2 separate regions of the Homo sapiens genome follow, and region 2 is linked to region 1. A link is an interaction called in ENCODE POLR2A ChIA-PET data of the cell type or tissue named here. Cell type or tissue: PC-9. All regions are shown on one strand. Links, peaks and the distances in the headings refer to the core of each region. The heading gives the core; the rest is flanking DNA. Region 1 has its middle 53 kb from the start of PPP2CA-DT. Region 2 has its middle 10 kb from the start of SKP1.

Region 1 (15,984 bases), core at 3,054-11,053:
TTCTCCATAGCCACCAAAACTCATGCAAACAAGTAGGTTATGGCAATGGCAGTGGCAGGGGCAGCTGAATTGGCAATCAATTGGCTAGGTCTTGAAATCTGTTGGGTAGCATCCATGTGATGATTGGGAGTCTTGGCTCTAAGTCCTTTGACCACGTGAAGTTGTCATAAGTGAAAGGGGATACAACTGGTTGCTCAGTGGGTTGCTGCTGTGTGGCACTCATTACCTTTCCTTTGGAAGAAGGAACACAGAATAGAGTCACAAGGATAGGGAACACTCTCTTGTGTTTAACACCCCTTGAAGAATAAAATTAAAATTCGATCCATTAAATAATTGAGTCAGGGTTCTGTTTTCACCAGAGTAATAAAAACTTGCTTTTGATGGGCACCAGTTATCACCTAATTGTCAAATTCAGTGACTTTTAAAAAATCCTTATTTTTCCTGATCTTTGTGTCACATTTCACACTATGAATCATCTTTTCCTCCTCAAAGCGCGCCTTCTTTTTTGTCACATGTCATCATTTTCTTCTTAATTCTAAGTGCTTTTCTGTTCTACTGATAATTTTTCTTCCTACCTGTTTCCCTGGCAGTTCTTAAGGCCTCCACTCTTCCCTGTTCCTTGAGAGAAGTATGTTACTCTTATAGCTTGGCTACCACCTCTGAGGGTATTTCTCCAAAATTTGTAGTTCTTCCACAGACATTTACCTGAAGCTACAGTCTCTATATGTTTGCTAAATGTTTCCACTTTATCATTTTGCTGTTTCTTCAGCCTTACTGATAGGGTTTGGCTGTGTCCCCACACAAATCTCATCTTGAATTCCCACGTGTTGTAGGAGGGACCTGGTGGGAGGTAATTGAATCATGGGGGCAGGTCTTTCCTGTGCTGTTCTCATAATAGTAAGTCTCATGAGATCTGATGGTTATTACAAGGGGGAGTTTTCCTGCACAAGCTCCCTCTCTTTTTGCATGCTGCCATCCATGTAAGACATGACTTGCTGTTCCTTGCCTTCCACCATGATTGTGAAGCCTCCCCAGCCATGTGGAACTGTAAGTCTAATAAACCTCTTTCTTTTGTAAATTGTCCCGTCTCAGGTACGTCTTTATCAGCGGCATGAAGACAGACCAATACAGTGAATTGGTACCAGTAGAGTGGGGCATTGCTGAAAAGATACCCAAAAATGTGGAAGCAACTTTGGAACTGGGTAACAGGCAGAGGTTTGAACAGTTTGGAGAGCTCAGAAGAAGACAGGAAAATGTGGGAAAGTTTGGAACTTTCTAGAGACTTGTTGAATGGCTTTGACCAGAAGCTTGATCATGATATGGACAATAAAATCCAAGCTGAGGTGGTCTCAGATAGAGATGAGGAACTTGTTGGGAACTGGAGCAAAGGTGACTCTTGTTATGTTTTAGCAAAGAGATTGGCAGCATTTTGCCCCTGCACTAGAGATTGTGGAACTTTGAACTTGAGAGAGGTGATTTAGGGTAACTGGTGGAAGAAATTTCTTTTTGTTGTTGTTGTTTTTTTTCTTTTTTGAGACAGTCTCACTCTATAACCAGTCTGGAGTGCAGTGGCATGATCTTGGCTCACTGCAACCTGTGCCTACTGGGTTCAAGTGATTCTCCTGCCTCAGCCTCCTGAGTAACTGGGACTATAGGCATGTGCCACCACACCCACCTAATTTTTGTATTTTTAGTGGAGACGGGGTTTCACCATGTTGGCCAGGATGGTCTCAATCTCTTGACCTCGTGATCCACATGCCTTGGCCTCCCAAAGTGCTGGGATTACAGGCATGAGCCACTGCACCCAACTGGTGGAAGAAATTTCTAAGCAGCAAAGCATTCAAGAGGTGACTTGGATGCTATTAAAGGCATTCAGTTTTATAAGGGAAGCAAAGCATAAAAGTTCAGAAAATTTGCAGCCTGACAATGCAATAGATAATAAAATCCCATTTTCTGAGGAGAAATTCAAGCCAGCTGCAGAAATTTGCAAAAGCAATGAGGAGCTGACTGTTAATCCCCAAGACAATGGGGAAAATGTCTCCAGGACATGTCAGAGACGTTTGCGGCAGCCCCTCCCATTACAGACCCAGAGGCCTAGGAGGAAAGGCCCAGGGTCCCCATGCTGTGTGCAGCCAAGGGACTTGGTGCCCTGTGTCCCAGCTGCTCCAGCCATGGCTGAAGGGGGCCAATGTAGAGCTTGGCCTGTGGCTTCAGAGGAGCAAGCCCCAAGCCTTGGCAGCTTCCCTGTAGTGTTGAGCCTGTGAGTGCACAGAAGTCAAGAATTGGGGTTTGGGAACCTCCGCCAAGATTTCAGAAGATGTATGGAAATGCCTGGATGTCCAGGAAGAAGTTTGCTGCAGGGGTGGGGCCCTCATGGAGAACATCTGCTGGGGTAGTGCAAAAGGGAAATGTGGGGTTGGAGCCCCCACACAGAGTCCCTACTGGGGCACCACCTAGTGGAGCTGTGAGAAGAGGGCCACTGTCCTCCAGACCCCAGAATGGTAGACTCACTTGTTACGGGAAGTCAGGGGCCCCGAACGGAGGGACCGGCTGAAGCCATGGCAGAAGAACATAAATTGTGAAGATTTCATGGACATTTATCACTTCCCCAATCAATACTCTTATAATTTCCTATGCCTGTCTTTAATCTCTTAATCCCATCATCTTCGTAAGCTGAGGATGTATGTCGCCTCGGGACTTTGTGATGATTGCGTTAACTGCACAAATTGTTTGTAAAACGTGTGTTTGAACAATATGAAATCTGGGCATCCTAAAAAAGAATAGGATAACAGTGGTTTTCAGGGAACAAGGGAGATAACCATAAGGTCTGACTGCCTGTGGGGCCAGGCAGAACAGAGTCATATTTCTCTTCTTGCAGAAAGCGAATAGGAGAAATATTGCTTAATTCTTTTCCCAGCAAGGAATAACCCTGGGAAAGGAATGCCTTCCCAGGGGGAGGTCTCTAAAATGGCTGCTCTGGGAGTATCTGTCTTGTGCAGTTGAAGATAAGGGATGAAATACGCCCTGGTCTCCTGCAGTGCCCTCAGGCTTGCTAGGATTAGGAAATTCCAGCCTGGCGAATTCTAGTCAGACCGGTTGTCTGCTCTTGAACCCTCTTTCCTGTTAAGATGTTTATCAATGACACTGTGTGCCCAGCAGGACATGGAACCTCATCAGTAATTCTAATTTCACCTGGCCTTGTAATCTTGCTCTGCCTCTCTGCCCTTGTGATCTTTTATTGCCCTTTCAAGCATGTGATCTTTGTGACTTACTCCCTGTTCGTATCCCCCTCCCCTTTTGAAATTCCTAATAAAAGCTTGCTGGTTTTGCAGCTCAGGGGGCATCACGGAGCCTACCAATAGGTGATGTCACCCCCGGAGGCCCAGCTGTAAAATTTCTCTCTTTTGTACTCTTTCTCTATTTCTCAGACAGACCAACACTTAGGGAAAATAGAAAAGAACCTACGTTGAAATATTGGGGGCTGGTTCCCCCACTATTCACTGACTGCTTGCACTGTGTGCCTGGAAAAGCTGCAGACACTCAATGCCAGCCCATGAAAGCAGCCAGGAGGGAGGCTGTACCCTGCAAAGCCATAGAGGTGGAGCTTCCCATGACCATGGGAACCCACCTCTTGCATTAGTGTGACCTGGATGTGAGACATGAAGTCAAAGGAGATCATTTTGGAGCTTTAATAATTGACTGCTCCACTGGATTTTGGATTTGCATGGGACCTGTAGCCCCTTTGTTTTCGCCAATGTCTCCCATTCAGAATGGCTGTATTTATCCAATGCCTGTACCTCCATTGTATCTAGGAAGTAAATAACTTGCTTTTGATTTTATAGGCTCATAGATGGAAGGGACTTGCCTTATCTCAGATAAGGCAAGTGGACTTTTGAGTAGACTTTTGAGTTAATGCTGAAATGAGTTAAGACTTTGGGGGACTGTTGGGAGGGCATGATTTATTCTGAAATGTGAGGATATGAGATTTGGGAGGGGCCAGGGGTGGAATGATATGGTTTGGCTGTGTACCCACACAAATCTCATCTTGAATTCCCATGTGTTGTGGGAAGGACTTGGTGGGAGGTAATTGAATCTTGGAGGCAGGTTTTTTCCATGCTGTTCTTGTGATAATAAGTCTCATGAGATCTGATGGTTATTACAAGGGGGCGTTATCCTGCACAAGCTCTCTCTTTGCATGCTGCCATCCACGTAAGATGTGACTTGCTGCTCCTTGCCTTCCACCATGATTGTGAAGCCTCCCCAGCCATGTGCAACTGTAAGTCCAATAAACCTCTTTCTTTTGTAAATTGTCCAGTCTCAGGTATGTCTTTATCAGCAGCGAGAAAACAGACTAAAACACTTACCATATCTAAACTGTATTAATTTCTCCCCAAACCATCTTTCTCTCTTAGCTTTTCTTGTTTTTAAAAGTAGTACTATTGTTTTCCTTGGCTTGAAACTTGGCATTAACTTAATTTTTTCAGCTTCCATGTATCTGATAGCCATTCAGTCATCAGGCCTACTTGACTTACTCTAACAAATTTTGATCCTCCCAAATTGTATTAATTTTTCATGTTTAAGCTTATGTAGTCTTCCTTGCGTGACCTGGACTCTTCCTATGAAAGGCAATCTCCTTTTTTTCTAGGTTCCCATATTCCATTGTTTATACTATGTTTTACATCCTGCTTTGTGATGCTAGTTACCTCTTAATTTGTGTGTGTCATCAACAAAACTATTAGTTCTTGGAAGTTAGAGTTGTCAAACCGTTATCACCCAACCCCCAGTGCCTTTATATGATTATGTACCTTAATGTGTATGGAACAAATAATTTAAATTCAAAATGACCTTGGTAGTTTGGAGACTTATTGAAGAATTAAGGAATAATGTTAAAAATGATCAGTAATACTGAACCCGGGAGGCGGAGGTTGCAGTGAGCCGAGATCGTGCCACTGCACTCCAGTCTGGGTGACAGAGCGAGACTCCATCTCAAAAAAAAAAAAAGAAAGAAAGAAAGAAAAAGCAATCTACTTTTTCATTTCTGGAAATATGTGTGGTGGGTATCTGATTAAATGTATACTGCATATCCTGAAAAACTCCAATTGTGAAACCTCTCATCAAAGGCCCAAAGTTACTGGTGGTTTAGAGCACTGGTTTGAACAGGTCACCCAGGTGGAAGGAGATAAACCTAGTAAGCAAGTTTGGAAGTTATGTTGGAGACTGTGCATGAAGTCGAGCCTGTAAAAAGTGTTACCCTAAGTAAAGAGTGAATTAGAAAAAAAACCTACTCCTCAAAAAGAGGAGGCAGAAGAATTGCTTGAACCCGGGAGGCGGAGGTTGCAGTGAGCTGTGGAACCACTGTACTCCAGCCTGGGCGACAGAGCGAGACTCCATCTCAAAAAACATGTATATACATTAGGACACAGAAATAGTGAAAATATATGTTAGAAAAGATATAACAGGCAAACAGGGAAAAAAGTTAGTGTGGCTCTATATTATCAGGAAAAACAAATTATAAAGCAAAAAACTTACTGTACATAAAGAGGGACACTACATATGATTATTTAATTCACTGAGAAGGCATAAAAGCCAAGAAGTTTTTGCACCAAAATATATAAAGCATAAATTTAGTGAACATGAGAACTTGAAGAATCCATTATCATAGCATGATATTCTTAATACTTCTCTTTCAGTAACTGACAAGGAAACAAAGAAAAAGTATGGATGCGGATTTGAATAACACAATATTTAAGTTTGATTTAATATATAAGAAAACACTTTGCCCCAATATGAAAAATAACCCATATAAACCCATCTATATGATTTTTTTTTGAGACACTGTTTTGCTGTGTTGCCCAGGCTGGAGTGCAGTGGCATGATCTTGGCTCACTGCAACCTCTGCCTCCTGGATTCAAGTGATTCTCCTGCTTCAGCCTCCCAAGTAGCTGGGATAACAGGCATGCACCATGATGCCTAGCTAATTTTTGTATTTTTAGTAGAGACGGGTTAGTCATGTTGATGAGGCTGGTCTCGAACTCCTGACCTCAGGTGATCCACCCACCTCAGCCTCCCAAAGTGCTGGGATTACAGGTGTGAGCCACTGCGCCCGGCCCCATATATACGAAATTTTAAAAAATACTTTCTGAAGGTGTCAAAGAAGAAATAATAATGGAAATTAGATAATAATTTCCATATAATAATACATAGAAAATGATAATAAAATAATACATAGAAAATGATAATAAAAATGCAGTCTCAAAACATATGGCGTAAGATACTTATGCTTCTAGATATGATAGTTTGCAACAAAATTAAACATCCACTGAGAACCACTAAAGCCAGGTGAAATGCAAGAAATTTCTGTTTAAAGGCAGAGAGCTGATGATGTAATAGTGATTTGAGGGGATAATTCCAGAGAGTTGAGCTGATGGTTTGCAGTGGCTTTTTCCTGGGGAATATAGACTGATTCTTGAAACAAGAAAAAAACTGAGAATTCAGACTTAGCTCTGGAAGAGGGCCCCTACTACGGTACAGAGAAACTAACAGAACTTTCTAGTAGTTTCATACAGCTAGAGTGACAACATCAGAGACATGAACAGTCTGAACACATAGTTTGTTTCCCCTTCAAGACAGAGTGGAAAGATCTAACCTAAGTATAATTAGGTTCCCATAAGAAGAGGAGAGAGAAAATAAGGCAGAAGCGCTGGCGTGGTGGCTCACGCCTGTAATTCCAGCACTTTGGGAGGCTGAGGCAGGTGGATCACAAGGTCAGGAGTTCGAGACCAGCCTGGCCAATATGGTGAAACCCCATCTCTACTAAAAATACAAAAGTTAGCCAGGCACGGTGGCACGTGTCTGTAGTCCCAGCTACTCGGGAGGCTGAGGCAGAAGAATCGCTTGAACTCGGGAGGTGGAGGTTGCAGTGAGCTGAGATTGAGCCACTGCGCTCCAGCCTAGGTGAAAGAGCAAGACTCTATCTCAAAAATAAATAAATAAAATAAATAAATAAATAAATAAATAAGGCAGAAGCAATATTTGAAGAGAATGTCCAAAAATACTACCAAACTGATGAAAGACAAAAATTTATGTATTTAAGAAGCTCTGTAAACCCCAGGCAGGAAAAATACAAAGAAAACCCCACCTAGGCTGGTCATGGTGGCTCACACCTGTAACCCCAGCACTTTGGGAGGCCGAGGTGGGCAGATCACTTGAGACCAGGTGAGACCAGCCTAGCCAACATGGTGAGACCCCATGTCTACTAAAAATACAAAAAATTAGCCGGGTGTGCTGGCGTGCACCTGTAATCCCAGCTACTTGGGAGGCTGAGGTGGGAAAATTGCTTGAACCTGGGAGGCAGAGGTTGCAGTGAGCCGAGACAGCACCACCGCATTCTAGCCTGGGCGACCGAGTGAGACTCCGTCTCAAAAAAAAAAAAAAGAAAGAAAACCCCACCTAAGCACATCATAATGAAACTGCTTAATTCAAATATAAAAAGAAAATCTAAAAGGCAAGAAGTCATGTTTCCTTTAAAGGAGCTGATCTCAACAAAAATGATGAAATCCAGAAGACAATGAAATGACACCTTTGAAGTACTGAAAGAAAATAGCTGCCAAGCTAGAATCGTATATTCTGTGACAAAAATGAGGGCAAAATACAGACTTTTCTTCTTTTTAAGACAGTTTTACCCTTGTTGCCTGGGCTGGAGTGCAATGACATGATCTCGGCTCACTGTAACCTCCCCCTAAGCAAACATATAAGCAGAAAGAATTTATTGCCAGAAGATCTGCCTTAAGATAAAAGCTGAAGAGAGGTTTTTTTTTGTTTTGTTTTGTTTTGTTTTTGAGACGCTCTGTTGCCCAGGCTACAGTGGTGCAATCTCGGCTCATTGCAACCTCCGCCTACTGGGGTCAAGTGATTCTCATGCCTCAGCCTCCGAAGTAGCTGGAATTACAGGCACCTGCCACCACACCCAGCTATTATTATTATTATTATTATTATTGGTACATACAGGGTTTTACAATGTTGACCAGGCTAGTCTCGAACCCCTGACCTCAAGTGACCCTCCCACCTCAGCTTTCCAAAGTGCTGGGATTACAGGTGTGAGCTATTGTGCCTGGCCTGAAGAGAGTTCTTAAGGCAGAAGGAAAATAGTCCCAAATGGAAACAGGAAATTTGAAGGGAATGAAGAATAACAAAAGGGGGAAATGTGTGAGTAAATATAAATAAATATTGACTGTAAAGATTAATCATAGTAATATGAGGGCTTAAAATATATGTAGAATTAAAACTCATGACTCCAATAAAGCAAGAAGGAGAGGGCAAATAGAGATAAAGTGTTCTAAGATTTTAGCATTATCAGGGAAATATTAAAATAGTAATTTGTATTAAACTCAAGTCAAAGATGGTAAGTATAATTCCAACTGTATTAGTAATTACATTAAAACAAATAGAATAAATACTCCAAATAGAAGATGAATATTATCAGATTGGATTAAAAATTATCTAACTATAACCTGGGTATGGTGGCATGTGCCTATAATTCCAGCTACTCAGAAGGCTGAGGCAGGAGGATTGCTTGAGGCTAGGCATCAAGGCCAGCCTGGCCAACATAGTAAGACTCCAATCTAAAAAGAAAAGTTAAAAAAACCCCAGCTATATGCTGCATATAAAAAATATCTTAAGTATAAGACACTGAAATGCTCAAAGTAAAAGTTGGAAAAAGTATAGTGTGCAAACAATAATTGAAAGAAAGCTGGAGCTGGGTGCGATGACCCACCCCTGTAATCCCAGCATCTTGGGAGGCCAAGGTGGGGAGATCACCTGAGATAGGGAGTTGGAGACCAGCCTGGCCAACATGGTGAAACCCCATCTCTACTAAAAATACAAAAATTAGCTGGGTATGGTGGCGCATGCCTGTAATCCCAGCTACTTGGGAGGCTGAGGCAAGAGAATCACTTGAACCCGGGGGCGGAGGTTGCAGTGAGCTGAGATCACACCACTGCACTCAAGCTGGTGTTGCTGTTTATTATCAGAGAGAATAGCTCTTAAGGCAAGAAGAATAACTAGAGATAGAAAGGGACATTTTCTAATGATAGAGTCCAGTTCACAAGAAGATATAACAATTCTAAATATATATGCACTGAATAACATAGTTTCAAAATATATAAGGCAAAAATGGACAGAACTAAAAGGAGAATATAGACAAATCAACATTAATAAGGTAGATTTAACACAACCTTTCAATAGTTGATAAAACAAGCACATGATAAATCAGTAAAGACATAAAAATCAAAATAACACAGTAAACTTGACTCTGTTGACATAATAGAACACTGCACTGAGGATAAGAATATATATTAAAAAAAATTTTTTTTTTGAGATGGAGTTTTATTCTTATTGCCCAGGGTGGAGTGCAATGGCGTGACCTCGGCTCACTGCAACCTCCACCTCCCAGGTTCAAGTGATTCTCCTGCCTCAGTCTCCTGAGTAGCTGGGATTATAGGCATGCACCACTATGCCTGGATAATTTTTCATATTTTTAGTAGAGACAGGGTTTCACCATGTTGGCCAGGCTGGTCTCAAACTCCTGACCTCATGTGATCCACCCACCTCGGCCTCCCAAAGTGCTGGGATTACAGGCATGAGCCACTGCGCCCGGCCTTAAAAAATTTTTTATAGAGACAGGGTCTTACTTTGATGCCCAGACTGGAGTGCAATGGCATCATCATACATCTCACTGTAGCCTTGAATTCCTGGGCTCAAGCAATCCTTCCACTTCAGCCTCCCAAGTAGTTAGGACTACAAGCACACACCACCAATGCCCAGTTATTTTTTAAAAATTTTTCTGTAGAGACAGGGTCTTATTATGTTGCCCAGGCTGGTCTTGAACTCCTCACCTCAAGTGATCCTCTCGTTACAGCCTCTCAAAGTGCTGGGATTACAGGCATGAGGCATAATGCCCAGCTAGAATATACACTGTTTTTAAGTATACAGGTGAATTTATAAAATTTGACAGTAAAGCCAGCTTCAACAAAGTTTCAGAAGATTGGAAGCACTCAGAATGTACTCTCTGACCACAATAGTCTTAAGGTAGAAATGAATTATAAAAACTAATTAGAAAATGGAAATTAAGCAGTACACTTCTAAGTAATCCATTAATCAAAAAAGAGATCACATTAGAAATTAGAAAGTATGTGAAACTAATAATGAAAATATGACATATCAAAACTTCTGAGATGTAGTTAAAACAGTGGTTGGATGGAAATGTGTAAAATGCATATGCTAGAAAAGAAGGAAGGTTAATATCAGTGATCCAAGCTTGTATCTCAAGAAGTGAGTAAAAGAACAGCAAATTAAACCCAGAGAGAAATAAATAAGACAAAAGTAAAAAATAATGAAATTTAAAACAAACACACACCACAGAAAACGGAGGAGCTTTTACTTCTGTCCATGATGGAGCAACTGGCATGATACTTACTCTTCCTTTGTAAAAGCTAGGATAATGGAAAAAAGTATCTGAAACAATGCATTAGACATTGGGCAACAGCCAACCCGGACCATAGTCCCTTATAGATGGAAAATGAATGAGGTGAGCACTATGATTACATAGGCTTTTTGCTTAGAGGCAATTTCTGGACCACAGCACAGGATGGCATAACCCAAGGAGAGCCTGGCAGCTTTGCTGAGTTGATGAGGTAGGGATAGAAGCTTGGGGAGGCCAAGGTGACCAGAATTTGCAAGGCAGAGTACTAGAGAAGAGAAATGCTATGTAGAGAAGGTGCTCAAAAGTCTGCATGGGTTACCTTCCAGTCTTTGGTTGAATACTAATCTGTGCAATTGTGGCAGCCATGAAAATAGACCTCTCAGACCTCCAACTGCAGGGAATGTAATTTTGACCTATGGGCCCTGTTCATCACCATGTTCATACTAAGGAATCTTCCCATGGCTGCTGCTTACAGTCAGTGACTAGGCACAGGGATACTGAGGAAAGCCCATTCTTGGAAGATGGAAAACTCAAAATTTTGGTTCAAAGATTATTCACTGGCATCGCCAAACTTCCTTAGAAATGCACTGCAGTGTAAGTTGCTTCCACTCAACCTTTCTTTTCTTTCCTTCACAAAGGTCAGACATACATTACAGTCTGATGCCTTTCCTAGATTCCCCTGGCTCCTTTCCCAGTTTTCTCACAGGTATTTCTCCCAGTAAATCTCTTGTATATCTAATCTCTTGCCATCTGTTTCTTAGGGGACTTGAGCTAACACAAGTGGTACCAACAGTGAATGGTCCAAGAAAATAGGCAGTAAGATGGGATCTGGGACTGGCTTACTCACCTCCTGACAGGCAAAGAGAACATCATTCTGACTGGTACGTGGGACATGGATAGACACTAGCATAAACCAGAGCTCAGCAACTAAAGATTTCACAGGTGGCAACCTGGAAAATGATGTGGTAGAGGGAAGTTCTGTGTAAGGTGTGATGATGCAGGCAGAGAAAGATTTTGGAGGAGGAAGGAGATTACCTCCAAAGATGGGTGAATTGGTTACTGCTGAGTTGTATTGATGCCTTGCAGTGGGATAATCAGAAACTGAAAGCTCTTGAGCAGTTAATGGCTAAGCCAGATGGTTTCGTGGTATCATCTTACAAAGAGCTCCTTATGTACTGCAGTGGAAGAGCAGACACACGTGAGCAGTAGGATGAAGATCTAATTGTTAGAGTTGCAGAACTTCAGAGACATGAGACATTTGAATGCCCAGCAGCCCTATTATACAAAGGTCAGGACCTAGTGGGGATAACCTGGGACCCTGAAACATGGAATGGGGACATCTCATCGAATGCCCCTAAGAATGCTAGCACTGCAGCCCTTGCACTCCCTGGGCTTGCAGAGATGGCTTGTAAGCCCTTGTAAGAACTAACACTTAATATTTTGCTGTATGATGCTGCAGGTGCTCATCTCAGTAGCTGCCCCAACTTTTGGCTGCCAAGTCAATAACTTAGGCTAAATCCTAGCGTAACTTTGTTGAAAACATGCTGGGCCTGATAAGGGAAGAAAAGAGACTTATATCAAAAGAATTGCAGGAATTAGCTAGCATACTAGCAGGAGCCAGGGATGTATCCTTGGAATTAGATTTTTAGGGTGTTTGATCAAGGGGACTAGAATGTAAGCATAGATAAGCAAGAATTAATTTACTCAGGAGTACTATCTCAGGACATGGGATTTAACACCCTTGCAAGGACCTTAGGGGATAAGGCAAATTCACTGCTGAGGTGGCTTTTAGAAGCTTGGAAAATGCTGTGGCTAACACTCAGGGAAATGGAAAGGCCTGAGTTGCCCTTACAGATGGCACAGGAAAGGTTAAAGAGGCTTAGGAAAGTAGGCATGCTGGAATAGATGTGTAATGTAAGACCAGACATCTAACCAGAGAATCATGGGAGGACCCAGAGGACACATCATTCACCATCATTCACAGGCCTGGTGAAATGAGGTTGAAGATTTGGACACTGAAAACTACAGCAGCAGAGACTAATGTTGAACCCCTAACACAGCACTGTTCTCTGAAGAGACCAACCAGCTAGTTGGTGCCAAGTCAAGTATATCAGACTTCTTTCAACCCAAAAGAGCAAGAGTTTTATCTTCACCAGGTATAGATACTTATTCTGAGTATGGTCTTATACTTCCTGCCTAAAGATTCTCAGCTTCTCTGGGGCTTACAGAATAATTCATAGGCATGGAATTCCACACAACATAGCATCCAACCACTTTACAGTGAAGAGGGTGTGGAGTAGTTTCATGACCATGGGATTCATTGGCAATATCACATGTACCATCCTAAAGCAGCCAGCCTTATAGAACACTGGATCAGCCTTTGTAAGTACAGATGAAGTGCTAGCTCAGAGGAAATATTCTGAAAAGATAATGTGCCAATCTTCCGGATGCAGGATATATATGCAGACTTTTTTAGGATATTATATCCCCAGGGGGAAAAAACACATGGGTCTGGGAGTCAGGGCATGGAAGCAGGAGTGGCTCCTCTTATTATTACTCCCAAAATGGGGATTCATGTCCCAACTGGGAGATTTTGTACTTCTCGTCCCTGCAATCCTGGGCTTTGACAGAATTGGAGTTCTTGGTTTCAAAAAGGGGCATAATCTTGCTAGAGGTCGCACACAGCAAGAGTTCCATTTAACGTAAAGTTGCAATTTCCACAATGGCATTTTGAATTCTTTGTGTCCAGGGTCTAGCAGGCAAGAAAAGAAGTCACCATACTGGGAAGGGTAATTGGCCTTGATCAGCAGGAGGAAGTAGGACTACTGTTACATGAAGGGGGAAGGGTGGCAAATGTGTCCAACCCATTATCCATTTGAGTGCCTTGAACCACTGGAACTGTGAATGAACACGTGTGGCAACCTGAGACTGAAAAGGGTATGATTACTAAGAGTTCAGATTTCCCAGGAATGGAGGTTTGGATCACACCACTAGGTAAGGCACCAAGACCTGCTGAAATGATGGCTGTGAGTGAGGAAATTCAGAATGAATCACTGGAGGAGGGAGAGGATAAAGACCAGGTGCAGCGCTTAGATCAACTGCAGTGATGAGGACTGTAGTTTGTCTCATTATTCTCTCTATTCTTAGTTTCCCCCCAGGAAGAAAGGATAATAGGCATCATGGAGGAGCCTGTCTCTGAATTTTGAGGAGATGTATATCTGTTTGATGCAAGGGGTGAATATTTGGTGGCCTAAAAAATGTGTCTGTAACGTGTCTAACTGTGAAGAGCATAATTGACTAATGGGCCCAGCTGCTGCACTCTGAAATCCATCTCCACATTTGCAGTAAGGCCATGCTTCCCATGTGTTAACTCCCAGCTAATGACTTTCTCAGGCATATGAAGGCAGGCCTATTCCTGAGAAATGCAGAATGCCTCTGATGGGAGACTTTGGCTTGAGGATTCCCCATCAGATTTCCAAACTTCCTCAGAACTGCAGTGCAGTCTAAATGTCTTCCACTCAACTTTCCTTTCTTTTCTCTTTCAAAAGGGTCAGACCTGCATTGCAATTATATGATTCTCCTAGCTTCCCCTGGCTCCCTTCCCATTTTTCCTTACAACATTATAATCTCTTAGAACCCTCTTCTTGGTATTTGTTTTTTGGAGTACTCAAACTGATAAGCCATATATAGGATGAAATTTACAAGGCCAGTCAAAGAATATCTCCCAGGGATCTATAAGTAAAATAATTGTCAGAGATCCCACAGGGCTAGGAGCGACTCAAGTTTCTGCCATCTAATGTGTAGAGATATTTTTGAACAGCCAGGGCATTTAGTAGAGACCCCATATCATATCTTGTAGTAGGGCTAAACTATCTTACAATAAAAGGCCTTTTAGATATGCTCTTACACAGCTTAAAAACAAGACTCTTGGCTGGGCATGGTGGCTCACGCCTGTAATCTCAGCACTTTGGGAGGCCGAGGCAGGTGGATCATGAGGTCAGGAGTTCAAGACCAGCCTGGCCAACATGGTGAAACCCAGTCTCTACTAAAAATACAAAAATTAGCTGGGCTTGGTGGCACGTGCCTGTAGTCCCAGCTACTTGAGAGGCTGAGGCAGGAGAATTGCTTGAATCTGGGAGGCAGAGGTTGCAGTGAGCTGAGATTGCGCCGCACTGCACTCCAGCCTGGGCAACAGAGTGAGACTCTGTCTCAAAAAAAAAAAAAAAAAAAGACACTTAGGGACCAAGGTGATCTGCAAGTAACTCAATGGCTTGTCAAAACAAATTCTAACTTCTTTAAAGGAAATTTAAAAAATTCTAACAATCATGTAAGTGTTATAAGCCTGCCACCCAATGAAAGAATTACTATACTTGGCCGGGTGTGGTGGCTCATGCCCGTAATCCCAGCACTTTGCGAGGTGGAGGCAGGTGGATCACTTGAGGTCAGCAGTTTGAGACCAGCCTGGCCAATATGGCGAAACACTGACTCTACTAGAAATACAAAAATTAGGCAGGCGTGGTGGCAGGCACCTGTAATCCCAGCTACTTGGGAGGCTGAGGTAGGAGAATTGCTTGAACCAAGGAGGCGGAGGTTGCAGTGAACCAAGATTGCACCACTGCACTCCAGCCTGTGCAACAGAGCAAGGCTCCATATAAAACAAACAAACAAAAAAAATCAAAAAACAAACAAACAAAAAAACAGCCGGGCACGGTGGCTCACGCCTGTAATCCCAGTACTTTGGGAGGTCGATGTGGGTGGATCACCTGAGGTCAGGAGTTCAAGATCAACCTGGCCAACATAGTGAAACCCCATCTCTACTAAAAATACAAAAATTAGCTGGGCGTGGTGGCAGGCGCCTGTAATCCCAGCTGCTTGGGAGGCTGAGGCAGGAGAATTGCGTGAACCCAAGAGGTGGAGGTTGCAGTGAGCCAAGATCACGCCATTGCCTCCATCCTGGGCAACAAGAGCGAGACTCCATCTCAAAAAAAAAAAATCACTAGACTTTAAAACAACCCAGCAGCCAGATGCAGTGGCTTACCCCTATAATCCCAGTGATTTGGGAGGCTGAGGCACGCGGATTGCTTGACCAACCTGGGCAATATGGTGAAATCCTGTCTCTACACGAAATACAAAAATTAGCTGGGCATGTGGCGCACGCCTGTAGTACCAGCTACTCAAGAGGCTGATATGGGAGGATTAAGCCTGGGAGCAGAGGTTGCAGTAAGCCAAGATCGCTCCACTGCACTCCAGCCTGGGCAGCACAGTGAAACTCTATCTCAAAAGAAATTAATTAAATTAAATTAAAATAAAACTACCCAGAAAAAATGTGATCCACAATGACAATTTTAAATGATTCAATAGAAGGAGATAAAGAAATGATAATGGAATTAGCAGGCAAGGGCTTTACAACAACTTTAGAACAAGAATTTAAAGGACAACATTAACATAATGAGGAAAGAAATGGAATATTTAAAAAAAAGTCCAAATGGGTCCAGGTGTGGTGG
Region 2 (11,264 bases), core at 19-8,018, 92 kb after region 1:
AGTGTTGTTAGTGGGAAGGACTTTAATGTGTTCTTCCTGCTGGGCACAGTGGCTCCCGCCTGTAATCCTATCACTTTGGGAGTCCGAGGTGGGTGGATCACTTGAGCCTGGAGTTGAAGATGAGCCTGGCCAACATGGTGAAATCCTGTCTCCACTAAAAAAACAACTAGCTGGGTGTGATGGCACTTACCTGTAGTACCAGCTAGTTGGGAGGGTGAGACTAAATCGCTTGAAACCGGGAAGCAGAGGTTGCAGTGAGCTGAGATCGCGCCATTGCACTCCAGACTGCGAGACTCTTGTCTCGAAAAAATATATTTTTAAAAGCTTTCTTCCAAGAAATAATTTAGCTGTTCTTCCTTAGTGCAGTGGTAGGCTGTAGCCACCAGCAAGCAAGATTACTGATGGTGGAAGTCAAAGGCCAGAATCGTGATAGGAAGTTAAGAGTGCTTGCTCCATAGAACACTATGGAAGACCACAATGGAATGTCTAATTAAAGCTATTAGAAATGCCCAAAGCTGTTGAGTGCCTCTACCTCAAGGCTTAGCATACCTTCTGATCTGCAAGGAGACTAATCATTAGGCTTTTTGCAGTTCTAGAACTGCTCTGAGTATGGCATTGGAACCTGGGGATAGGAGCAAGAGCTAGTAATTGGGTTTGGCAGGCCTGGTCAAAGGGGAGCTTTAAGGTCAGGTATATCCAAACATATCAGAAAGTAGGTTACATGGTGTGGTGAAATATACCAGATGTAAAATCTGCAGAATGTACTCCTGCTGTTGAGTCCAACTTGCAATGTAAGTCCCTTTGCAGTGAAGGTCTTGAGTATGTATTGCATGCAGCAGGCAGAGGAGCGGGAGGAGAAACTGTATAATGTATTTGGTCTTGAACATCCTTTGTTTTCCAAAACCACATTCATCTCTACCTTGGTTGAAATGTATAAAACTACCATTTTAAGTTTCATCTTTTCATTGATCTATGACTAAAATTAGGATGCAAAGACAAACCCAAGGCTTAGCCCACTGCTCCTCCTCAGAGCTGCACTGAAACTGGTTGTAGGGTAAAGGGATGTAGGCAATTTAAATATGAGTCAAGATTTTTGGGATGGCAGTATGGCTCTCATGGCCTCTGGAAGGATCCAGGTGATGTCCGACCTGGTATGGCCTCTTGGCCTGTTGCCACCGCACCAGGTTTTGCCCTTAATTTTAGTCTTGGCTCTGGATTTCTTTAGGGTATTGTGATAGCTTTGTTGGTCTTTGGGTTTTTCTAGTTTCACCACAGATCCTAGGAAAAATAACCATACTCTAGAAATGAGAAGCCAGGATTTTTAAAGTAGGGCTGGGAATATGAGTAGACATCTTTTGGATTTTCAAAATGTATTTGCTTAAACCACCTTTTGGCAGCAGTTGGACATTTCTGCTATCTACCTGAGTGGCAGATGGCCTACAGCATTTGGTATGTTAAAAGAGTATAGAGTAAGTGATTCATGGCTTCTGAAATACATCAATTTGACGTTGCAGTCTTGAAAAGGCAATAGCTGACATATCCTGAACCAGCTTGGGTTTCCAGTGCACTCAGTGCTGAAATAATTGCTGTGAAGGGTTGAGTTGAATTCACAATGACTTAGGACAGTAGTAGCTACTGAATGTTCAATCTTTGAAATGACAGAATTAGCTTATAGTGAATATTGTCTAGCACTGAGCATTTCCATGTGCCAAGCATGTTACATGAATTATTGAGTTTTCTCAACTCTGTTGAGAAGAGCAGAGAAGGTTCTGCTATTCAGGCATTCTGATCGCAGAGTTCCTGATTTTCAGGAAGCATTAGGTTTCTCTTGCCTTTGCTGAAATTCTTATTAGTGGTGTTTGAAGGGTGGGCAATAGCCTACACAGCTTTAGGGTTTAGATGTGTCGCTTAGCCCCATTCAGGAAGCTAGGTGTGTGATGGGCCCTTTGGGGAGTGTGTGGTGAGGAAGGCTTGCATGCTGGGCCTTTTGAGTGTTGGCCCAAGTCAGGTAGCCTGGTTACAGCATTCTCAAGAGTTCATGGACTGCCGGGCACAGTGGCTCACGCCTGTAATCCCAGCACTTTGGGAGGCTGAGGCGGGTGGATCACAAGGTCAGGAGTTCAAGACCAGCCTGGCCAAGATGGTGAAACCCCACCTCTACTAAAAATTAAAAAAAAAAAAAATTAGCCAGGTGTGGTGGCGGGCACCTGTAATCCCAGCCACTCGGGAGGCTGAGGCAGAGAATTGCTTGAACCCGGGAGGTGGAGGTTGCAGTGAGCTGAGATCGCACCACTGCACTCCAGCCTGGGTGACACAGTGAGACTCGTCTCAAAAAAAAAAAAAAAAAAAAGAGTTCATGGACTAACCTTTGTGTCTCAAGGGCATTTATTTGAGCCAGAGTTTGAAGGGGAGTTAGGTGAGGTTCAGCTGAACCACCACAGCCTAACAATTGCTCTTGAAGATAAAAGAATTTTCACAGTGGACCCGCATTAACAAATACTAAAGGAAAACCAGAAAGTATATATGGAGTGGAGCACCCCATCCCTAACTTTTAAAAATTCATCTAAGTGGCATAATTCCTCCATTTTTTATCTGAATTCCCAACTGAATTGTGGGTTTTCTTGAATGACCTGAGTTTTTTAGACTCTTTTATAAACTTCTGGGATTCTGTACAAGACTACTGGAAACTAGTCAGCTCTTTAGGCTGACAGTTGTAGTAATGAATGAAATCTCATGCTAGCCTGTCATCACCTGACCATCTTCCCCTCCTTCTGAAGACCCTTACCTTCTAATCTGAGAGGAGCCAGAAGCCAAGACCAACTTACTTTCTTGTCTGGTGTCCTGATGGCCAGTTAACAAATTCTGATACGGAGGACTTGACCCTATGAACAATGCCCATCTCTAATCTGTATGAGTGCACATTCTTTTTAAAAAATGGATCTTTTCTACTCGTATTAATATAAAATACATGCTTGTAGTAAAGCAATAGAGATGAATACAAAAAAAGTTTCCCCTCCAGCCTTATTGGTCTGAGGTGGTTACTACTAATGGTTGTGGATGTTTTCACAGTCATATCAGCAAGTCTGCTGTGTGTAGGGTGGTTGTGCTCTAGTCTTCCTTCATGATGATGTGTATTAAATTGTTTCTCTGGGAGCAATACTCCTCGCCCTTTTAAAACAAATGGTAACAGACACCATTCCGCACATAGCATATTTTCATTTAGCATCTTTGGTATTAACCAGTGTGAGCTTTTATTTTTAAAGTAACAGTAGTGAGTTGGTGGAAGTATGATGGGTTCCTGAAGTAGTTAAACATGGAGGCAAAACTAAGTAAACTCACCAGCTTGTTAATGTGTGGCCACGGTTGGGCACAGCTCCAATATAGGGTGACCAGTTGACCTGGTTGCTTAGAACTTGAAGGTTTTCCAGGAAGCAGATCTTGCTTTCTTCTTCTTCTTCTTCTTTTTTTTTTTTTTTTTTTGAGATGGAGTTTCATTCTTGTTGCCCAAGCTGGAGTGCAATGACACAATCTCGGCTCACTGCAACCTCTACCTCCTAGGTTCAAGTGATTCTCCTGCCTCAGCCTCCCAAGTAGCTGGGATTACAAGTGTACGCCACCACACCTGGCTAATTTTTTGTATTTTTAGAAGAAATGGGGTTTCACCATATTAGCCAGGCTGGTCTCAAACTCCTGACCTCAGGTGATCCACCCGCCTATGCCTCCCAAAGTGCTGGGATTACAGGCGTGAGCCACTGCCCCAGCCAGTAGAGCTTTGAAACCAGAACAGTTGGTCACCCCCAATGTGGGTTCTGTGCCTTTCCCACCCTTATCAACCAGACAAAATCCAGGCTCTGCTTTGGCTCTCAGCTGGGATCTTGGGGGTGGGGAAGTGGTAACTGGGCGAATTTACTCAGACCTGAGCTCTAAGACTACCTGCTGCCTGGCTTGCAGTCATGCATCCACAGGAACCAGTCTTTGCATTAAGTCTATAACTGAGACCCCCAGCTCCCAAGGTTCCAAGGTTTGTGCTACATGCTCTCGTTTGTGAGGACTCCAAGGCTTCTTAAGTCTCAAGGCAAAGGACAGGAAGGCAAAGATCTAAGAAGGAGAACAGAGGGTTAAATTTATTAGAATAGGAAGAAAGGGGTGAAGCAAGGTGGGTGTGTGTTGAGGGGTGAGAGGTTCTAGCAAGAGGGCTTAGGTCTTAGCCAGGGTGTATGTAGTAAGGGGCTGCTGCCATCTGGGAGAGCACAGCAAGTGAAGTGGGCAAGAAGAGATGTTGCCATGGTATTTGAGTAACTTCCACTGGGTAAGTAAGCCACCACCAGGCACCAGCTGAGCTGAGTGGTATTCAGCAGCTACTTACTGTGCACCTGTTATGTGCCAGGCATTAGGCACAAGCGGTGTACAAGACAAAGTGCCCTTGTGCAGTGAACACCCAAGAGAGACAAATATAAAACTCCAATAGGAATAATGTACTATGAAGAAAAAGCAAGACAGGAGGCCAGAGGGTAAAAGGAGGTACCCTTCTAGCCAAAACTTCCACATACTGTTGTGCACATTGCTTACTGCCCAACTCAAGTTTGTGAATTTTGACAATTTTTTTGGCTGATGGCAATCGTATGTCTTGATGTGATGGCTGTTAAATTTTTAAAATAAGTTTTAATGTAAATTTAACGTACTATTTAGGCTGGTGGTCTCTGAGGAGGTGACACTGAGCTGAGACCTAAAGGATGAGAAGGAGCTATTCCTTCTCACCAATCTGCATTAGATGCTGTTTATCACAAGGTGAAAAATCACTTGTTTTGAAAGAGAATGCGGAAGTGTAGTTTGTAGAAAAGCACTGACCATGACCTGATAACATTCCTAGAAATTTCCGCCATCTGGGGCAGCGGTGGGGAAGCTGCTGTTTGAGAGACTGCTGTAGTCCAGGCTGTGCTGTTCTGACCAGAGCCTGCTGCCTACAGCTGAGTGGCAGGATGTGGCTAGAGGAATGGACACAGCTGTACTGGTGGGACTCACACAAATGTCAGATGGACCAGTTACTGCTGGATAGTCCTCTACACTTCCTTAGATTCTTGGGCTTCAAAAGGACTGATTAACACGGTCTCTTCTCAAATTGCCACCTCCTCTCTGTACTCTATAACACTTATAACCTCGCCAATATTAATACTTCAGGGCACAGTCGATAGTGTCTCTCTTCTTCCTGCCATCACATTCAGCAATCTTTTTTTTTTTTTGAGACGGAGTTTCACACTTGTTGCCATGCTCGAGTGTAGTGGCATGATCTTGGCTCACTGCAACCTCCGCCTCCTGGGTTTGAGTGATTCTCCTGCCTCAGCCTCCTGAATAGCTGGGACTACAGGCGTGCGCCACCACGCCCGGCTAATTTTTTGTATTTTTAGTAGAGACGTGTTTTCACCATATTGGCCAGGCTGGTCTCAAACTCCTGACCTCAGGTGATCTGCCCGCCTCAATCTCCCAAAGTGCTGGGATTACAGGTGTGAGCCACCCCTCCCAGCCAACATCCAGCAATCTTTCTGCAGCTGTACCTCTATCCTTGGCCTCCTCAATTGGATTATTCCTATCAGCATACAACATGGCTCTGTATCTTCAATCCTAAAAACAGACTCCTTTGACTTCACAGTCCCTTTAAGTGCCTGCCCTTTTTCTATACTGCTCTTAGCAAAGCTCTTTGAAAGAACTGTGTCCTCTGTCCACCTTCTCATATCACACTTTTCTCAACACACCACCCCACTGAAATTACAGCTTTATCAAGGTGATTTTCCCATTGCCAAGTATAGTAGATGTTTTTTCTGACTTTAATTTTGTTTTTAGCATTTGAAATGATTGACCAAAACAATTTCCCAGATATAGTTTCTTTCCTTGTCTACCATTACACTACATTTGCTTGTTTTCCTCCTACTTTTTTTTTTTTTTTTTTTTTTGAGAAGGATTCTTCCAGGCTGGAGTGTAGAGGCATGATTTTATCTCACTGCAACCTCAACCTCCCAGACTCGGGCGATCTTCCCACTTCAGCCTCCAGAGTAGCTGGGACTATAGGCGTGTGTGACCATGCCCAGCTAATTTTTAAATTTTTTATAGAGACTGGATCTCACAATGTTGCCCAGGCTGGTCGTGAACTCTAGAGCTCAAGCGATCCTCCTGCCTCGGCCTCCCAAAGTAGGCATGAGCCACGGCGCCTAGCCCCTCCTGCCTTTTTGACTGCTGCTTTCCAGACTCCTTTGCCAGTTCTTCCCATCCTCTAAATATGGAAATGACCCAAGGCTTAGTACTCACACGACTTTTTCTCTCCTCTTCCAGGTGATCTCATCTAGCCCTGTCTATATGCTGAAGAGTCCCAGTTTGTATCCTTAGCCCAACTTCTCCCCTGCACTCCTGTTAAGTATTCAACTGCCTACTTGACATGACTCAGATGTCTAACGTGCATCTCAAACAATTCCTGATCTCCCAAACACCTTCCACCCCAAATCCTGGTGTTTCCTATCTTAGTACCACCATGAATAGTACCACCATTCATGCAGTTATCCTTGACACCTGTTTCTCTCATCCTCCACATGTGGTTCATTAGCTACACCTCCAAATACATCTTTCTCTTTTATCTCTAATAACCCTGTCCTGGTCCAAGCCTTCTGAAAGGTCTTGCGGCTTCTCTTCTTCCACCCACTACAATCCACTCACACAATCACAAGAGCGCTCTTTCTATACTGTAAAGCGGATCCTGCCACATGCTGCTTACCTTCCATCACCTGAGGCTACTTAATGAAAATGGGATGAAGTGGCCAGCGGCTGTAATCACGCCTGTAATCCTAGCACTTTGGGAGGCTGAGGTGGGTGGATCACTTGAGGTCAGGAGTTCGAGACCAGCCTGGCCAACATGGTGAAACCCCGTCTCTACTAAAAATACAAAAATTAGCCGGGCATGGTGGTGGGCGCCTGTAATCCCAGCTACTCAGGAGGCTGAGGCAGAAGAATCGCTTGAACCCCGGAGCCAGAGGTTGCAGTGAGCCGAGACACCACTGCACTCCAGCCTGGGCAAGAGAATGAGACTCCATCTTAAAAAAAAAAAAAAAAAAGAAAAGAAAATGGGATGAAATTCCACTTTCTTCACAGAGCTTTTCATGATTTGGTCCTTACCTGCTCTTCTGCCCTCATCTGTTTTCACTCTCCCCCCATTCATTAATCTCTAACCATATTAGCCATACTGTTCCTGGGACATACCAAACTCATTTTTAGAGACACTTTTTCCATCTCTTTCTGTGGCTGGGGCCTTCTTATGCAGGTTTCTGCTTAAATGTATTGCCCTCTTCTCCCTTTATAACCCCACTTTGTTTTCTTCTCAGTATTTATCCACCTAACATTCTCTTATTTGTGCTTATCACATTGAACCCACTAGATGGTAAGCTCCCTGAAGGCAAAAATCCTTCTCTTCTTTACCACTGTCTGCAACATGATGGGGAGAGGGTGGTAAACAAATATTCACTGAATGACTGACTGGCATGGTCTATATCAGCAGCTTGCTGGGCCTAGACTCAGAGATTTTCCTGGAGAAATCCCTGCCACTCAGTAGTCCCTTGGCAGACAGGCCTTCCTGACTGCGCAGTTAACAGTCAGGCACTTGGCTTGCAAGACATACCCACGTCATACTTGACTACCTCACTGATGATCCCAGTCTAGCTCCTGGGATGTTCAGCAAGTCGGCCTGCCTGGAGCTCCATGGGTGGCTGACTGGCTGGGCTTTGCAGAGTTTTTAAATTGCAATTTCTCTCTGGTAGTCTTTGCCCCAGTGTGCTGGCTCCAGACGACATATTGGTGCTGGGGTCCTCTGGGCAGAGGGGTAGGGAGACTTAGCCGGTGATGATAGGTGATGCCTGTCATTGTTTTCTCATCTGTGAAGGAGTCCTCGCTGCATTGTACTGCACTGCTCTGCTCCTAACTGAGTCTTTCTGGCCCTGCTACCAGGTCCTGCATTTCACAGGTCTCTGTCAAACTCTACATTTCACAGAGGGACACTGTGACCCAGATGGCTGGGGGCTACTTCCATGGTCACGCTGTGGACATGGGATTAAGTTGCACTGGCATTCAGCCTCTGGTGGCCAGACTGGGTTTCTGGACAGGAGTCTGCGTCCTGGAGGGGAGAGAGGGCAACCTTTGGAGGGGCCAGAGGGCAAGCCTGGAAGAGGGCAGGCTCAGTGAAGATGCACCCTTGGGACAGCCACCTGGCTCTCTGGTGCCATCTGTTGGTCAGAGCCAGTCAGTACTGGTAGTTCTTGGGGGTTGACCTGGACCAGACGGACTCTAGAGCAATCCCGTCCCTGTCACTGCCTTAGCTTGGGCCCAGCATGGCAACTCTGAGCACATGGGGGGCACTGTGCACTCCTATGGTCTTCTCTCCTTGGAGAGAGGTGGGTGTAGCTCATGCTCTTCCGTGAAGTCAGACTCATCTGTGGTGAGTTAGCCAGACCTAGGTTCAAATCCCACCTCCCCATTTTCCTGCTCTATGGCCTGGGGCTGATTACTTAACCCATCTCAGCCTTGGCATCTCTCCTGTAAAATGCAGATTATAATAGTAACCACCTCCTAGGGTTGCTGTGAGATTAAAACATTATAAAGAAAGAGCTTAGCTCGGTAATCTGGCAGGCCCATGCTCCAGGAATGTTAGTGGCTATGCTTATGGGCTTGCTGATTTGGGCAGGATTACTGTTCAGTCCCTCCTTCATGGGTAGGCCCACTTTGGCTTGCCAAGACTCTCCAACCTACCCTAGACCCAAGGCAGTCTGGGGTTCCTGAAATCTGATGGTGCAGGGTACAGATGTGGGTCAAGAAATGTTTTCCTCCACCACTTAGGTGTAGATGTCACTTCTGCCTAGAGATTCCACAGCAGCTTCCCAAGGGCAGGTTCATAGTCCACCAGGGAAGGTATTGCACTGGCTGGCTCAGATAGAGGAAAGGAAGCTGTAACTTTCTGTAGCTTTGTCCAAGGTCTTAGTTGAACTCTTGGCCCATGGGCAGGTAAGTCCTCCCTGTGGCCTTGCAGAAATTCCTCACCTTCCCTCCCAACATCTCCTGTATTCCTCCAGCCTTGGCTCTGAAGGGTTGGGAAGCCATGTGAAGGAAAGGCTCCAGGGGCTCAGACTTCCTTCAGGAATTGACACTGGCATCATGTTAAGAATGTTACATGCATTCACACATTGTCACTCCCTCCTCGCTTTTTTTTTTTGAAACAGAGTCTTGCTCTGTCGCCCAGGCTAGAGTGCAATGGCACAATGTCAGCTCACTGCAACCTCCGCCTCCCAGGTTCAAGCGATTCTCCTGCCTTAGCCTCCCGAGTAGCTGGGATTACAGGCACCTGCCATCATACCTAGCTAATTTTTTTTTGTATTTTTGTAGAGACGGGAGTTTCACCATGTTGGCCAGGTTGGTCTCGAACTCCTGACCTCAGATGATCTGCCCACCTTGGCCTCCCAAGGTGCTGGGATTACAGGCATGAGCCACCATGCCCGAACTTTCTCCCTCTTTTCTGCTGAGTTATGATTTACATGCAGTAAAGTATACAAACATAATTGTAGTTCAGTGAATTTTTGTATGTACATACACTCATGAAACCACCATCTGGACCAAGATACAAAATGTTGGCCGGGCATGGTGGCTCACATCTGTAATCCCAGCGTTGGGAGGCCAAGGTAAGAAGATTGCTTCAGCCCAGAAGTTTGAGACCAACCTGGGCAACATGGCAAGACTCCATCTCTACAAAAAAAAAAATAGGCTGGGTGCAGTGGCTCATGCCTGTAATCCCAACACTTTGGGAGACCAAGGCGGGTGGATCACCTGAGGTCTGGAGTTTGAGACCAGCCTGGCCAATAGGGTGAAACCCTGTCTCTACTAAAAATAACAAAAATTAGCTGGGCATGGTAGCAGGCACCTGTAATCTCAGCTACTCAGGAGGCTGAGGCAGGATAATTACTTGAACCCAGGAGGTGGAGAGGTTGCGGTGAGCTCAGATCATGCCACTGCACTCCAACCTGGGCAACAAGAGTGAAACTCCGTCTCAAAAAAAAAAAAAAAATAGCCCAGATATACTACAGTGGTGTGCACCTGTAGTCCCAGCTACTCAGGAGGCTGAGGTGGGAGGATTGCTTGAGCCCAGGAGGTCAAGTACAGTGATTGCGCCACTGCACTCCAGGCTGGGCAATAGAGCAAAACCCTGTCTCAAAAAAAAAAAAAAAAAGAAAAGAAAAGAAACAGAAAAAGAAAAAAAATATTTAGCATCCCAAAAACTTCCCTCATCAATACTTGTCACCTGCCAAAGGTAACTATTCTTCTCTCACCGCAGATTCGTTATTGCCTGGGGCTTTTTTGGTCTTTATTGAAATGGACTTAAACAATCAATATTCTTGGGTTTAGCTTCTTTTGTTCAACATTGTTCATGAGATCCATCCACATTGTGTATATCAGTAGGTTCTTTTTCATTGCTGTTTAATATTCCATTAAGTGAATATACTACAGTTTTTTTTTCATTTTATAGTTGATAGATTTGTTCTTTCTTGACTCTTATGAATAAAGCTGCTATGAACATTCTTAAACATATTTTTGGTAGACATAAGTTCTTATTTCTGCTGAGTATATATCCAGAATTGGAGTTGCTGGGCCACTGGGTACATGTATGTTTAGTTTTAGTAGATACTGCCAGTTTTCTGAAGTGTGCCAATTTGTACTCCCACCAGAAATGTATGAGAGCTCCGATTGTTCCACATCCTTGCTAATACTTGGTATTGTCATTCTTTTAAGTTTAGCCATTCTGGTGACTAAAATCACTGATTTTCACAAAAATCCTGTGATGTATTGGTATTGTTATAATCCCCACTTTACAGACAAGGGGGCTGGGGCTCAGCAAGGAGAAGCCACTTATCCCAGATCACACAGGATGTTAGCAGCAAGTGGGCAACAGCAGGTCTGTGTGATTCCTCTGCCTCTGTGGCTGCATGAATTTTTTACTTTTTTTTTTTGAGATAGAGTTTCACTCTGGCACCCAGGCTGAGGTGCAGTGGTTCTATCTCGGCTCACTGCAACCTCCACCTCCTGGACTCAGGTGATCTTCCCACCTCAGCCTCCTGAGTAGCTGGGACTACAGGCGCACACTACTACGCCTGGCTAATTTTTGTATTTTTTGTAGAAACGGGGTTTCGCCATGTTGCCCAGGCTGGTCTTCAACTCCTGGGCTCCAGTGATCTGCCTGCCTTGGC

The links. Peaks named below come from ENCODE experiments on the same cell type or tissue, not always from the same donor. Only the 100,000 strongest peaks of a DNase experiment are listed, where the experiment ranks them.
Region 2: POLR2A ChIA-PET joins it to region 1 with 28 read pairs; 19 of 35 experiments call an interaction of 5 or more read pairs at or near these places.

The regions. Positions count from the first base shown.
Region 1 is chr5:134,271,668-134,287,651 of GRCh38, reverse strand. It overlaps a transcript of CDKL3 not described here. Among named protein-coding and RNA genes, the nearest start is that of PPP2CA-DT, 53 kb to the right of the region's middle. RefSeq lists a silencer at 2,867-3,067. In PC-9, for the core only: no CTCF peak of the experiment used is centred there; a DNase peak (open chromatin) is centred at 7,821; H3K4me3 peaks cover 377 bases; H3K27ac peaks cover 1,391 bases.
Region 2 is chr5:134,181,345-134,192,608 of GRCh38, reverse strand. No RefSeq gene overlaps it. Among named protein-coding and RNA genes, the nearest start is that of SKP1, 10 kb to the right of the region's middle. In PC-9, for the core only: no CTCF peak of the experiment used is centred there; no DNase peak of the experiment used is centred there.